2 separate regions of the Homo sapiens genome follow, and region 1 is linked to region 2. Evidence: read pairs that join two places in POLR2A ChIA-PET (ENCODE). Cell type or tissue: OCI-LY7. All regions are shown on one strand.

Region 1 (8,000 bases), 1.3 Mb after region 2:
TGTAGAGGAGATTGGTTTTTGTAGTTGTAAAATAATATTTTAGGCTGGGTGTGGTGCCTCATGCCTGTAATCCCAGTACTTTGGGAGGCTGAGGCGGGCAGATCACGAGGTCAGGAGATGGAGGCCAACATGGTGAAACCCTGTCTCTACTAAAAATACAAAAATTAGCTGGGCGTGATGGTGCGTGCCTGTAATCCCAGCTACTTGGGAGGCTGAGGCAGGAGAATCGCTTGAACCTGGGAGGCGGAGGTTGCAGTGAGCCGAGATGGCGCCACTGCACTCCAGCCTGGGCAACAGAGCGAGACTCTGTCTCAAAAAAAAAAAAAGTCACGTTTAAAAATTCAAAGTATACTTATATTTAAAATTTTCTAATAATGAAATGTTATCATAAGACCAAAGTAGATGTACTGGGCCTGGATCTTCATCCTTTCAGTCTGTCTTTGATTCTGACAGTGGCACCTCCAGCAACATTGATCTTCTCTGGGGGCCCTGGGATAACACATTAGCTTCTAGAATGGCTTGGGGATTTCCTGCTTGTGTCCTATGAAAAGGACACAAACTGGCCACACATGTGTTCAGTCTAGTGATGGGGACTGAGAAGGACAGAAAGAGATTTGACAGAGTTTTGACCTTAGCAATTTACTACTTGGTTGGGGAAATAACTCGTCATAAAGGTAGTATATACTAAGCTCTAATTAAATGATATACAATTCAAGTTCAGAGGTGAAAGACTATTGTGGACTGGAATTCCAATCTGGCCCTGAAAAGCAATACACAGCTTTTCAAACTTGTGGGAAATAGAATAGCTTTGAGAAGGAGTACTTGCATTTTTAATTTTTAGAAATATTGCCAATTTGCTTTGCACAGAGGTTATATTGATATACAGTCCCATCAGTCACGTATGAGAGAGCCTTTTACCCTATTTATTCTCATTAGCACAGTGTTAACATGTTTGATCTTTGCCAGTTTGATAGTTTGAAATGATATTTTATCATTGAGTTGATTTGTGTTTCATTTTTATGAATCAGATTCATCATCTTTTCATTTCTCATAAGAGTCTTTTTTTTTTCTGTGAACTGTCTACTCATATCCTCTGCCCATTTTTTTTTCAGTTGTATTGTCAGCTTTTTAATGTAGAATCACTTCAAAGAAACTATTCCTTTGCTTGTAACTCCTTCATTTTAGAGATGAATAGATGTAAGAGGTAAGCTTATTGTTTCTTTGTTTATTCATCAGCTTTTATTAAGTATCCATTCCATGCCAGGCACTGCACTTGTCACAGGAATTAGATATAGATCCTGTCCTCAAGAAGCTCCCAGGCTATGGGAGACACAAAGCTTTTCACATGGTTTTCAGGTCTATAATAGAGCTATACATAGGGAGTTATTGTGGCTCAAAGGTGGGGCATCACCTAACCATGCAAGGAGTTGGGGAGGCTCAGGAAAGTATTTGTAGATGACAGCAGCTGAATCTTAAAGAACAAGGGAGGCTTAGGCAAGTGACGAAGCGGGGAATTACATTTCAGGTAGAGAGACTAACTTGTGCAAAAACACAAGCACGGTGCCTTTGAGGAGTTCAATGTGTGAATTCAGGGTGGCTGGAGAATAGGTTAAGTCCAAGAGAGTATAAGAGATGAGACCACCTCTATTAAGACAAACTCTTTATTCCTAGGAATTTGGGGCTTATCCCAAGGGCAAGGGAAAGCTAATAAAATATATAATTTTAAAAATTTGCTTAAAATTATTATTTATAATATATAACCTATAATCTTACATTGCAGAAAGCTATAAAATGAAAACTAAATGTCTTCCTCCTCCTTGTCCCCTGTCCCACAGTTCTATTTTTCAGAGGTTACCATTTTTTTTTTAACAGTTTCCATTTACCTCCATAACTCTCAATATGTTTATCTCCCTGTTTCTTGATTTGTCAAACCGAACAGTATTTACAGACTCTCCACTATGAAGATGAAGAATTCAGCTCACTTCTACTAACTCCCACCCTTCCAATTTTTTGGAAGGTTTTAAGCACAAGAGGGACCTGATTAAATTTGCATTTTGGAAAGATTATTTTGCTAGCAATGTGAGGAGTGGTTCAACAGCTGTTGCAGTAAATCAAAGAACATAAGTTGGAGGGATGCATTAGTGGAAGGTACCTAGAGGACAGAAAGGTGAGGACTATTGGAAGACTAGAAGATAGAGGGAAGGAGAAGGTCACTCCTTGGTTTTATTTATTTATTTATTTTTGGAGATGGAGTCTTGCTCTGTCGCCCAGGCTGGAGTGCAGTGGCACGATCTCAGCTCACTGCAACCTCCGCCTCCTGGGTTAAAGCAATTCTCCTGCCTCAGCCTCCCAAGTAGCTGGGACTACAGGTGCCCGCCACCAGATCTGGCTAATTTTTTTTGTATTTTTAGTAGAGACGGGGTTTCACCATGTTAGCCAGGATGGTCTTGATCTCCTGACCTCATGATCCACCTGCCTCAGCCTTCCAAAGTGGTGGGATAACAGGCGTGAGCCACCGTACCCGGCCACTCCCTGGTTTTAGACTGGTGCAGGTGGTACTTACACTCTGTGAGCTAGAGATGCAGGAGGAGGAATTAATTTTAGTAGGGGGCATGATGTTGAATTTCACTTTGGACATGTTGAATTTGGCGTGTTTGTGAGAATCCAGGTGGAGATGCCTTATGATGCAGCTGGACAACTAATAGAGTTGCGGCGGTCAGGAGTGAGCAGAGGCTAGGGAGATAGATCTATGAGCCAGCCCTCAATGTATAGTTTATTCATTTTCTCATTCATTTAATAAATATTTATTGAATACCATCTAAGAGCTAAATGCTGGGTATAAAATGATGAGAGAAGAGACAAATTTCCTCACCTCATGGAGCTTTTAAGCTGGCAGAGGAGACAAACATTAACACAGAAACTCACAAATACATATGCAATTATGGACTGTGGTAGGTGCTACAAAAAAGAATACAGGCTTATGTGATAGAATAACAGCATGCACCAAATTTAGACTGGGGCCTGGGAGGGAAACAGATGGGCAGGCAAAGCTTCTTTATACCTAGATCTGCCAGGTGCAGAAGAGTTAAAGAAGCCATGTGCAGAGGACATTTTGAAGTGGAAGTCATGGTCAGGACCAGCCATAATCTTTGTGGAGCTTAGGATAAAGTCCAATCAACGGAGACCCACTAAATATCTAGACATCATCAATCAAGAGAGCTAAGTGATATTACATATGTTCTATCCCCCTCTCTTGACAAATATATCTTTATGATGACAAATAGAAAAATACACGTAAAGTAAAACTGAAAGTTGGCAAAATATCAATGACAACCAAATTTAGTTATTATCGCACACGTCCGGGTCTTCTGTTATGGGTTGAGATGATTGTATGAGCAATAAAATTAAGACAGATACAATATTCAGTTTCTTGAACTGGGTGCTAATTACTATTCACTCTGCAAATTTTCTGAGCTATATATGTATGACTTGTGTACTTTTCTGTATTTACTATTCCATAGCAGAAAATTTAAAGGATTTATCAAATACTTACGTCATAACATTATTTATTTATTTATTTATTTATTTATTTAATTAATTTATTTTTTTTGAGACAGCGTCTCGCTCTGTTGCCCAGACTGGAGTGCAGTGGCACAATCCCAGCTCACTGCAAGCTCTGCCTCCCAGGTTCACGCCATTCTCCTACCTCAGCCTCCCGAGTAGCTGGGACTACAGGCGCACGCCACCGCACCCAGCTAATTTTTTGTATTTTTAGTAGAGACGGGTTTTCACCATATTAGCCAGGATGATCTCGATCTCCTGACCTCGTGATCTGCCCACTTCGGCCTCCCAAAGTGCTGGGATTACAGGCATGAGCCACCACGCCTGGCCTATTTTTCAGTTTTTTTGAGACAGAGTTTCATTCTTGTTGACCATGCTGGAGTGCAGTGGCATGATCTCGGGTCACTGCAACCTCTGCCTCTCAGGTTCTAGCAATTATCCTGCCTCAGCCTCCCAAGTAGCTAGGATTATAGGCACCTGCCACCATGCCCGTCTAGTTTTGTACTTTTTAGTAAAGACAGGGTTTTGCTGTGTTGGCCAAGATGGTCTTGAACTCCTGACCTCAGGGGATCCACTCGCCCACCTCGCCTTAGTCAGTTTGGACTGCCATAACAAATTACCATATGCTAGTTGCTTAAACAACAGAGATTTATTTCTCATAGTTCTGGAGGCTGGGAAGTCCAAGATCCAGTGTCTGGTGAAGGCCTGTTTCCTGTTTTGCAGATGGTCATCTTCTTGTGGTACCTTTATAGGGTATGAAATAGAGAGAGGAAGCAAGCTCTTTTGAGTCTCTTCTTAGAAGAGCACTAATTGCATCATGAGAGCCTCACCCAAATGACCTACCGACTTCCTAAAGTCCTCACCTCCTAATAGCACTCCACTGGGGGTTAAGGTTTCAACATATGAATTCTGTGGGACACAAACATGTGGTCTGTAACAGTCATGTTTTCAAAAGCAGTTGTAAGGACAAATTTGATGTGTTTCATCAAGATTTCTATCTGTTGGCAGATTCATAAAATATTGTGTGTAATCTTTGAATTTTTCTAAAGAACATTGTCATTATCAGCACATTTGAAGTCATGTCTCCTAGTGCCAAATATAAATGATGAGTCATATGTGACTTCTGTATTTTTGGCCAAAATTCTGACTTATGTGCATTTTTATGTACATTCTTTCCAACCGTGGTAGTGCCATTCTCATAGGCTTTCCTTTGATAATTAAAAAACAAAACAAAACAAAACAAAAAACATTAAAAGGCCAGGCGTGGTGGCTCATGCCTGTAATCCCAGCACTTTGGGAGGCCGAGGCGGGTGGCTCACCTGAGGTCAGGAGTTCAAGACCAGCCTGGCCAACATGGTGAAACCCCGTCTCTACTAAAAATACAAAAATTAGCCGGGCTTGTTGGCGGGCGCCTGTATTCCCAGCTACTTGGGAGAGTGATCGAATAGAAAAAAGAGGATCATTTCTCTCAGCTTCAGCCTGAAAAGTCTCAGGGAACTGTTCTGACTTGTTCACCTTAGATCAAATGCCAATGGGGAGGACTCTTTTATGGAAGAAGGGGAGAAGCGTACAGACATGATTTCTGGAAAAATAACTGTCTGCTGAGCTGCTGCCCCATTTTTGTCTAAGATAGGTCTAAGACAGGTGTAGTTCTTCATAAGAAAATAAGAAAATGGAGGTTTTGGAGTGTCATACTGTTTCATTCACTGGCAAGGTTTCATGAATCCGGCTCCATGTTTTTTTCCTTATGGGTATATTCTGGGCTTGTTCCTATTATATATCTGAATCACCACTAAATTCAATTGGTCATAACCTTTTGATGGAACATGGACCCTTTTGGGAATATTTTAAAAGTTATGGAACTTCTTCCAGGGAAAAAAGCATATAAACATAATTTTTTTCTATTGTTTCATGGTATTTATTTACTTATTTATTCTTTTGAGATGGAGTTTTGGTCTTGTTGCCCAGGCTGAAGTGCAACGGTGCGACCTTGGCTCACTGAAACCTCTGCCTCCCTGGTTCAAGCAATTCTCCTGCCTCAGCCTCCTGAGTAGCTGGGATTACGGGCACCCGCCACCATGCCTGGCTAATTTTTGTATTTTCAGTAGAGACAGGGCTTCGCCATGTTAGCCAGGCTGGTCTTGAACTCCTGACCTCAGGTGATCCACCGACCTCGGCTTCCCAAAGTGCTGGGATTACAGGCGTGAGCCACTGCACCTGGCCTGTTTCATGGTATTTATTAAAATTCTTAAACTTGTGAAGTATTCCTGAACAAGCTCATGCAAAGGTCACTTTTTTTTTTTTTTTGAGATGGAATTTCACTCACTCTGTCACCCAGGCTGGAGTGCAGTGGTGCGATCTCAGCTCACTGCAACCTCCAACTGTGGGTTCAAGCTATTCTCCTGCCTCAGCCTCCTGAGTGGCTGGGATTACAGGCGTGAGCCACCATACCCAGGGAAGGTCATATTTTAAGAAGGAAATTGTGTGTCATTATGATGTTGTGAATTTGGACATCTTAAAAGATATCAAGAGATCTACCTTTGGTTGCTCTAGGAATGTGTATTTTTAAAAATAATTTTATTTATTTATTTTTATGGGTACATAGGTGTATGCATTTATGGAGTACATGAGATATTTTAATATAGGCATGCAATGTGTAATAATCACATCAGGGTAAATTGGGTATCTATCACCTTAAGCATTTATCCTTTCTCTGTGTTATAAACATTTCAATTATACTCTTTCAGTTACTATAAAATGTACAATAAGTTATTGTTGACTGTACTCATCTTGTGCTATTGAATACTTGATCTTATTCATTCTAACTATATTTTTATTTCCATCAACCATCTCCAATTCATCCCCCTACCCCATACCCTTCCCAGCATCATTCTATTCTCTACCTCCATGAGTTCAACTGTTTTAATTTTTAGCTTCTACAAATCAGTGAAAAGGTGTGAAGTTTGTCTTTCTGTGCCTGGCTTATTTCACTTAACATGATGTCATCCCGTTCCATCCATGTTGTCGCAAATGACTGGATCTTATTCTTTTGTATGGTTGAATAGTACTCCACTGTGTATATGTATCACATTTTCTTTATGTATTCATCTGTTGATGGACACTTAGGTTGCTTCCAAATCTTGGCTATTGTGAACAGTGCTATAATAAACATGGGAGTGCAGAGATCTCTTTGATATATTGATTTCCTTTCTTTTAGGTATATAATTAACAGTGGGATTGCTGAATCATATGGTAATTCAATTTTTAGTTTTTTGAGGAACCTCCAAACTGTTCTACACAATGGTTGTACTAATTTATATTCCCACCAACAGCATATGAGAGTTCCCTTTTCTCCATATTTTCACCAGCATTTGTTATTGCCTGTCTTTTGGATAAAAGCATTTTAACTAGGGTGAGATGATATCTTACTGTATTTTGATTTGCTTTTCTCTGATGATAAGTTATGTTGACCACCCTTTCCTATACCTGTTTGCCATTTGTAGGTCTTCTTCTTTTTTTTTTTTTTTTTTTTTTTGAGATGGAGTCTTGCTCTGTCACCCAGGCTGAAGTGCAGTGGTATGATCTCAGCTCACTGCAACCTCCGCCTCCCGGATTCAAGTGATTCTCCTGCCTCAGCCTCCTGAGTAGGTGGGATTACAGGTGCGTGCCACCACACCAGGCTAATTTTTGTATTTTTAGTAGAGACGGGGTTTCACTGTGTTGGTCAGGCTGGTCTTGAACTCTTGCCCTCGTGATCCACCCACCTTGGCCTCCCAAAGTGTAGGTCTTCTTTTGAGAAATGTCTATTCAGATCTTTGTCCATGTTTAAATTGGATTATTGTATTTTTTCCTATTGAGTTTTTTGAGCTCCTTATATAGTCTTGTTATTAATCTCTTGTCTGATGGATAGTATGCACATATTTTCTCCCATTCTGTGGGGTGTCGCTTTGCTTTGTTGATTGTTCTCTTTGCTGTGCAGAGCTTTTTATCTTGATGTGATCCCATTTGTTCATTTTTGCTTTGGTTGTCTGTACTTTTGGGGTGTCATTCAATAAATCTTTGCCCAGACCAACGTCCTGGAGATTTTCCCCAGTGTTTTCTTTTAGTAGTTTCATAGTTTGAGTCTTAGATTTAAGTCTTTAATCCATTTTGATGTGATTTTTGTATATGGTGAGAGACAGGAGTCTAGTTACGTTCTTCTGTATATGGTATCCTGTTTTCCCAGCACCATTTATTGAAAAGACTGTCTTTTCCCCCATGTATATTCTTGGCATCTTTGTTGAAAATGAGTTCACTGTAGATATATGGATCTATTTCTGGGTTCCCTATTCTGTTCCATTGGTCTATGTGTCTGTTTTTATGCTAGTACCATGCTATTTGGATACTATGACTCTGTAGTATAATTTGAAGTCAAGTAATGTGATTCCTCCAGGTTTGTT
Region 2 (8,000 bases):
AGACACCAGATCTTTTTTCTACACTGTGGGAAGACACAGCAACAACATGGCCATCTGTAAGCCACGAAGAGAGCTCTCACCAGGAACTGATGGATAGCACCTGGATCTTGGACTGCTCAGATAGGTTTATACGATCTAGTCTGTGGTATTCAGTAGCCCAAGCTGACTAATATAATGGCTGTGTGTGTACAAATAGCTTTTCAAGATTTTTTACAATTCTTTTATACAGTGGGAAAACTGTATTCTATTTATACCCAGAAATAGAATTGCTAGAACATGTAGTAGTTCTATTTTTAATTTTTTGAGGAACTTCCATATTGTTTTCCATAGCGGCTGCACCATTTTTCATTCCCACCAACAGTGTACAAGGGTCAAGGATTCCAATTTCTTTATATATTCACCAACACTTACTTTCTGCCTCTGTCTCTCTTTCTCTCTCTCTCTTTCTTTCCTTTCTTTCTCTCTCTCTTTCTGTCTCTCTCTTTCTCTCTTTCTTTCTTCTTTTTTTTTCAAGACGGAGTCTTGGTCTGTCACCCAGGCTGGAGTGCAGTGGCGCGATCTCGGCTGACTACAACCTCCACCTCCCTGGTTCAAGCGATTCTCCTGCATCAGCCTCCCAAGTAGCTGGGATTACAGGCATGTGCCACAATGCCCAGCTAATTGTTTTATTTTTATTTTTATTTTTGGTAGAGACTATTGGTCTTTGCCCACTAAATTGGAAGATATATTACCTTGTAATTGCCTTCAGAGCAGGGTTTTCCTCCTTTAGCTCATTGACATCTTGTACCAGATAATTTTTTTTCCAGATAATTTCTGTGTGTGTATATGGAGGAGCCATATGTGCATTGTAAGATTTTGCCAGCATCCTTGACAAATGTTGGTGGTACTACCGACTAATAACATAGTGGTACAAATGTTAGTGGTACTACCGACAAATGTTAGTGGTACTACCACCGGTTGTAGTGACAACCAAAAATGTCTCCAGACATCTCCAAATATCCCCTGGGGCGTAAAACTGCATATCATTGAGAACTTTATGGCCCTAAAGAAAGAGATACAGTTTTATTCTCTGCTCGCTTTCTTTTCTGTTAGTCTTGATTATTTGTCATTTACAATATTTAACCTTGCTCAGCAAAATTTTAACCTTTCAAATAAAAGAAGTAGGTTACTGCTTTAAATTATTGCTAAATAATTCTCAGGGCAGGTTTTTCTAAGTGAATTTGAACTTAGAAACATAGAATAGAGATGGATGAAAGTATCCTCATTTTATTTGTTTTTTTATAAGAAAATTTATTTTTGAAATAATTTGGGGCACATGTGCTTGTGAAGAAATCCGTAGATATTGAGAGAGATGAAGTGTTAAAGATAGTTTAATTCAACAAATTTCTAAAAAAATAACAAAACCTAGAGAAATTATGTAATTTGTTTTTTGTGTTGGTGTTGGTGTATATAGTTACATCAAAAATTTTAAAGACTTTAGTTAGATGTGTTCTACATGTGGAACACTTTTGTGTTGAAATGTTTTGTGGAGGTCACTAGTGATTTTTAGAACACTATACATGTACTAAAATGTTCTATGTAATATTGGATGGAATGATCCATTGTTTTATTTACCCTTCTTTTTCTCTAGAACTTAACTCTACATTTGGAAGTAGTGTATCTTACATTTTTTAATTTTTAATAACAAAGCCAAATAATCTTCTCAGTGAATTAGAAACTTATTTATTTATTTTTTGAGATGGAGTTTCACCCTTGTTTCCCAGGCTGAAGTGCAATGGCACGATCTGAGCTCACTGCATCCTCCGCCTCCCGGGTTCAAGCAATTCTCGTGCCTCAGCCTCCCAAGTAGCTGGGATTACAGGCATGCGCCACCATGCCTGGCTAATTTTGTATTTTTAGTAGAGGTGGCGTTTCACCATATTGGTCAGGCTGGTCTCGAACTCCCGACATCAGGTGATCCACCTGCCTTGGCCTCCCAAAGTGCTCGGATTACGGGTGTGAGCCAACACACCTGGCCTAGACATTTTTTAAAGTGTAGTAAATATGTGACATACTGGCAATGTTGCATCACCATATACTTGAAAATGCTATCCAGATGCTTTTTTGTATAGGAGTCCCACAAGATATGCAAACATTTTTATTTATTTATTTATATTTGTATTTATTTATATATTTAAGACAGAGTCTCCCCCATCACCCAGGCTGGAGTGCAGTTGGGTGATCACAGCTCACTGTAGCCTCAACCTCCCAGTCTCAAGCCATCCTCCTGTCTCAGCTTCCCAAGTACCTGAGACTACAGATGTGTGCCAACATGCCTGGCTAATTTTTTAATATTTTGTAGAGACAGGGTTTCACCATGTTGCCCAAGCTGATCTCAAACTCCTGGGCTCAAGCAGTCCAACCATCTCAGCCTCCCAAAGTGCTGGGATTACAGGGGTGAGCCACTGCACCTGGCCTATTTTTAGTTTTTTGAGGAACCTCCAAACCATTCTCTGTAGTAGTTTTATTAATTTACATTCCCACCAACAGTGTATAAGGGTTCCCTTTTCTCCAGACCCTTGCAGCATTTGTTATTGCCTGTCTTTTGCCATGTTGCCAGGGTTGGTCTCAAACTCCTGGGCTCAAGTGATCCTCCCGCCTTGGCCTCCTAAAGTGTTGCAATTGCAGGCATAAGCCACCATGCCTAGCCCTACAAACATAATTTTTTTTTTTTTTTTTTTTGAGACGGGAGTCTTGCTCTGTCGCCCAGGCTGGAGTGCAGTGGCACAATCTCGGCTCACTGCAACTTCCGCCTCCTAGGTTCATGCCATTCTCCTGCCTCAGCCTCCCGAGTAGCTGAGACTACAGGCGCCCGCCAACACACCTGGCTAATTTTTTGTATTTTTAGTAGAGATGGGGTTTCACCGTGTTAGCCAGGATGGTCTTGATCTCCCGACCTCGTGATCTGCCCATCTTGGCCTCCCAAAGTGCTAGGATTACAGGCATAAGTCACTGCGCCCGGCCACAAACAATTTTATACAAAGAATTTGAAATTTGAAAATTAACACAGGCTGGGCGTGGTGGCTCACGCCTGTAATCCCGGCACTTTGGGAGGCTGAGGTGGGCGGATCCCCTGAGGTTGGGAGTTCAAGACCAGCCTGACAACATGGAGAAACCCTGTCTCTACTAAAAACACAAAATTAGCTGGGCATGGTGGCGCATGCCTGTAATCCCAGCTACTTGGGAGGCTGAGGCAGGAGAATGCTTGAACCTGGGAGGCAGAAGTTGTGGTGAGCCAAGATTGCGCCATTGCACTCCAGCTGGGGCAACAAGAGCGAAACTCCGTCTCAAAAAAAAAAGAAAGAAAATTATACATTGTTGAAATAATTTTATTTCATTAGATATGCATAATAATTTTTAGCTCTACAATTTTATGTTCGCTTGTGTTTTTGAGTCTGTAAATCATAATGATGGGCCTATTGGGCATTCATTTCAATATAGTATTAGTGTAACAGAGCAAAGAGTATATGAATACTCATGATCCTACCACATTTGGGGATATAGTCTGTAGACCCTTTTTGTGCCCATGTGCACACACTCACATACATTTTTTTTTTTTTGAAACAGAGTCTTGCTCTGTTGCTCAGGCTGGAGTGCAGTGGTGCCATCTCAGCTCACTGAGCCTCTACCTCCCAGGTTCAAGTGATTCTTCCGCCTCAGCCTCCTGAGTATCTGGGATCACAGGCATGTACCTACCACGCCCTGCTAATTTGTGTATTTTTAGTAGAGACAGGGTTTCACCACGTTGGCCAGGCTGGTCTCAAACTCCCGACCTCAGGATCCACTCACTGCGACCTCCCAAAGTGCTGGGATTACAGGTGTGAACCACTGCACCTAGCCATAAATTTTTAAAAATGCAGTTACATTATGCTGGTGTTTAATACGGTCTTTCCCCTCTAAAAATAGATTGTAGATTGGCTGGATGTGGTGGCTCACACCTGTAATCCCAGCACTTTGGGAGGCCGAGGTGGGCGGATCATGAGGTCAAGAGTTTGAGACCAGCCTGGCCAACATAGTGAAACCCTGTCTCTATTAAAAATACAAAAAAATTAGCTGGACATGGTGGCAGATGCCTGTAATCCCAGCTACTTGGGAGGCTGATGCAAGGAGAATCACTTGAACCTGGGAGGTGGAGGTTGCAGTGATCCAAGATTTCGCCACTACCCTTGAGCCTGGGCGATGCTGTGAGACTCTGTCAACAAATCACATCTAAACAATTTTTCATGACTGCATAGTATTTTATTTTGGGGTATAGTATGATTTTGACAACCTAAATATATCTATAGAGAACTGATTACTGGCCGGGTGCAGTGGCTCACGCCTGTAAATCCCAACACTGTGGGAGCCTGAGGTGGGAGGAATCCTTGAACTAGCTTGTGCAAGAGGGCGAGACCCCATCTCTACAAAATGTGTTTTAAAATACTAGACAGGCATGGCGGCATGTGCCTATAGTCCAGCTACTCGGGAGGCTGAGCTGGGAGGATCCCTTGAGCCCATGAGTTTGAAGCTGCAGTGAGCTGTGATTGCACCATTGCACTCCAGCTTGGGTGACAGAGCAAGACCCTGTCTCACATACACAAGAAGAGAGAAATGATTACCAGTGTTTGCTATTACAAATAATGTTCTAGTAAGTAAGTACACTTATACATATTTGTATTTTTTTAATATAAAAATTTGAAAGGGAATGTGGAGTCTTAGGAAGATCCATATTTAAAATTGTTATTTTATGATGCTCTCCAGGCAGGTTATAGAAAATTATGTAGGTTAAGAATGTTTCTAGGATATTCAAAATTTAGTCCTCTTTTAAGAGTAGGTAATGAGGATGGCCACCCATTGCAACATGGGTTGAAAAAATAGAGTCATCCAAAACCATCTCATGGAATTCTTATTTATTTGTTTATGGGTTTATGACTTATATTTACACCATTAGAATATAACACCTTAAGGGTAGGTGGGCACTGTCTTATTCCCAGCATTTTTCCTGGTTTAGAATACTGCCGGGCACATAACCCACACCTAATAATAAGTATTTGACTTTTTTTTTTGAGACAGAGTGTTGGCCAGGCGCGGTGGCTCAAGCCTCTAATCCCAGCACTTTGGGAGGCCGAGGCGGGCGGATCATGAGGTCAGGATATCAAGACCATCCTGGCTAACATGGTGAAACCCCGTCTCTTCTACAAATACAAAAAAAATTAGCCGGGCATGGTGGCTGGCGTAGTCCCAGCTACTCGGGAGGCTGAGGCAGGAGAATGGCGTGAACCCGGGAGGCGGAGCTTGCAGTGAGCCGAGATTGTGCCACTGCACTCCAGCCTGGGCGACAGAAGGAGACTCCGTCTCAAAAAAAAAATAAAAATAAAAAATAAAAAAAAAAAAGTGTTGCTCTGTCGCCCAGGCTGGAGTGCAATGACTTGGTCTTGGCTCACTGCAGCCTCCTCCTCCCGGGTTCAAGCAGTTCTCCTGCATCAGCTTCCCGAGTAGCTGGAACTACAGGCACGTGCCACCATGCCTGGCTAATTTTTTGTATTTTTATTAGAGACGGGGTTTCGACATGTTAGCCAGGATGGTCTCGATCTCCTGACCCCATGATCCGCCTGCCTCGGCCTCCCAAAGTGCTGAGATTACAGGCATGAGCCACCGCGCCCGGCCTCTTTAATGACTGATTTTTGTGTAGACTCCAGGATATATAAGCCTCTTAGAGGTTTAAGCGTGGCTTATGTGCTTTTCTGTGGTTTAGCTGTTGGCTCTGAATTAGGAGAGAACAATATATCTTATTGCTGTTTGGGAAAGCTTGGATTATTTTGTCAGTTTAGAATTGGTGTGTGTGTGTGTGTGTGTGTGTGTGTGTGTGTGTGTATTTTTTGTTTTAATCAGCTTTTGCTTGTCTTTCTCTTTAGGTGTACAGAAAAGAGTTAAAATAGCAGGCCTGGGGTGGGGGTGGCAGCTCACACCTGTAATCCCAGCACTTTGGGAGGCCAAGGCAGGCGAGGTCGGGAGTTCGAGACCAGCCTGACCAACATGGAGAAACCCTGTCTCTACTAAAAATACAGAATTAGCCGGGCATGGTGGCACATGCCTGTAATCTCGGTTACTCAGGAGGCTGAGGCAGGAGAATCGCTTGAAACCGGGAGGTGGAGGTTGCAGTGAGCCAAGATTGCGCTGTTACACTCCAGCCTGGTCAACAAGAGCGAAACTCCATCTCAAATAAATAAATAAATAAATAAATAAATAAATAAATAAATAATAAAAAAATAACAGACCTGAGACTGCTATCTTTAGAATGGCCTGCTTGCAACTTGGCCCTTAGCTGGCATTTAGGAATTTAGATTTTGGGAGTGTTCCCACCATCCCCAAACCGATATGAGTGGTTTACTATGCCTAAAGTGTTTGTGCAAACAGTGTGGAAATATGCTTTATATTGAATGCCTCCCTTTCTTCTGGGAATTTGGATACCTGCTAGGCTAAGTATGCCTCTGTGACCCATGACCCAATAAAAACTTTGGACACTGAGTCTCTAATGAGCTTCCTTGGTTAAACAACATTTCACACGTTTTGTCACAATTCACTGCTAGAGGAATTAAATGCACCCTATGTAACTCCACGGAACTGATGGAAGTTTACACCTGGTTTTCTCCTGACTTTGATTCATGTCTTTTCCTGTTGCTGAGTTTGGTTTGTATTATTTTGCTGTAATATATTATAGCCTTGAGGCTGGGTGCGGTGGCTCACGCCTGTAATCCCAACACTTTGGGATTACACCCAGATGAGGTGGGTGGATTGCCTGAGGTCAGGAGTTCGAGACCAGTCTGGCCCACGTGGTGAATCCCCATCTCTACTAAAAATACAAAAAAAAAATAGCCAGGCTTGATGGCATGCACGTGTGATCCCAGCAATCTGGGGGGCTGAGGCAGGGGAATTGCTTGACCTAGGGAGGTGGAGGTTGCAGTGAGCCAAGATGGCACCACTGCACTCCAGCCTGGGCAACAGAGCGAGACTCCGTCTCAAAAAACAACAACAAGAACAACAACAAAAAAAGCATTATAGCCTTGAGTACGACTTTGTGCTGAATTCTGTGGGTCTCAGGGATCCCCAACACAACATCAAATTTGAGAACATCCTGAGCAGGTAGGTACCTTATGAAGATTTTGATCTCTTTCCTACTATGATCTTTCTCTGACATCATGAGAATGCTCAGCAAAATGATAATTTAATCTGTTGTATTCTAGATACAGAAATATGTAAATTAAGGGATGAATATTTTATTTTTGAAAGGATTATTTGCTTTACAAAAGATTTCACCATGGGCTGGGCGAGGTGGCTCATGCTTGTAATCCCAGCACTTTGGGAGGCCGAGGCAGGTGGATCACCTGAGGTTGGGAGGTTGAGACCAGCCTGACCAACATGGAGAAACCCTGTCTCTACTAAAAATACAAAATTAGCCGGGCATGGTGGCGCATGCCTATAATCCCAGCTACTTGGGAGGCTGAGGCAGGAGAATCGTTTGAACCTGGGAGGCGGAGGTTGCAGTGAGCCCAGATCATGCCATTGCACTTCAGCCTGGGCAACAAAAGTGAAACTCCATCTCAAAAAAAAAAAAAAAAAAAAAGATTTCACCATAAGATTGGGAAAATAGAGGACTCTTGCTTGATTTATATACTTAAATTTAGAAATTTGAGTTTACACTAAATTTTATAGGGACAATTATGTTAGATTAAGATACTCTGTTTTTCATATATTTCATAACAGAATTTGTGATACTCTGAAATCCCAGTTGTATTTGTCTTGAGAAGTTTGTGTTCTGGGAAAGGAATACTGTTGCTTCAGCTATTTAGTTATTTGCCCCATTACTGCAAGGTTCCTGTGTTGTTTATTTTAGATAGTTCATTTTGACATTTAGATAAACCAAAGCCAAACACACAAGCATGCCCAGAATTAGTCCCTGAACTTCATTCCAGGGTAAAGAT

What was found. Peaks named below come from ENCODE experiments on the same cell type or tissue, not always from the same donor. Only the 100,000 strongest peaks of a DNase experiment are listed, where the experiment ranks them.
Region 1: POLR2A ChIA-PET joins it to region 2 with 31 read pairs; 2 of 35 experiments call an interaction of 5 or more read pairs at or near these places.

Annotation. Positions count from the first base shown.
Region 1 is chr2:203,747,500-203,755,499 of GRCh38, forward strand. No RefSeq gene overlaps it. Among named protein-coding and RNA genes, the nearest start is that of CD28, 45 kb to the left of the region's middle. In OCI-LY7, no CTCF peak of the experiment used is centred here; a DNase peak (open chromatin) is centred at 3,042; H3K4me3 peaks cover 365 bases.
Region 2 is chr2:202,443,071-202,451,070 of GRCh38, forward strand. The region is part of intron 1 of BMPR2 (bone morphogenetic protein receptor type 2); the gene reads left to right. Among named protein-coding and RNA genes, the nearest start is that of BMPR2, 71 kb to the left of the region's middle. In OCI-LY7, no CTCF peak of the experiment used is centred here; no DNase peak of the experiment used is centred here.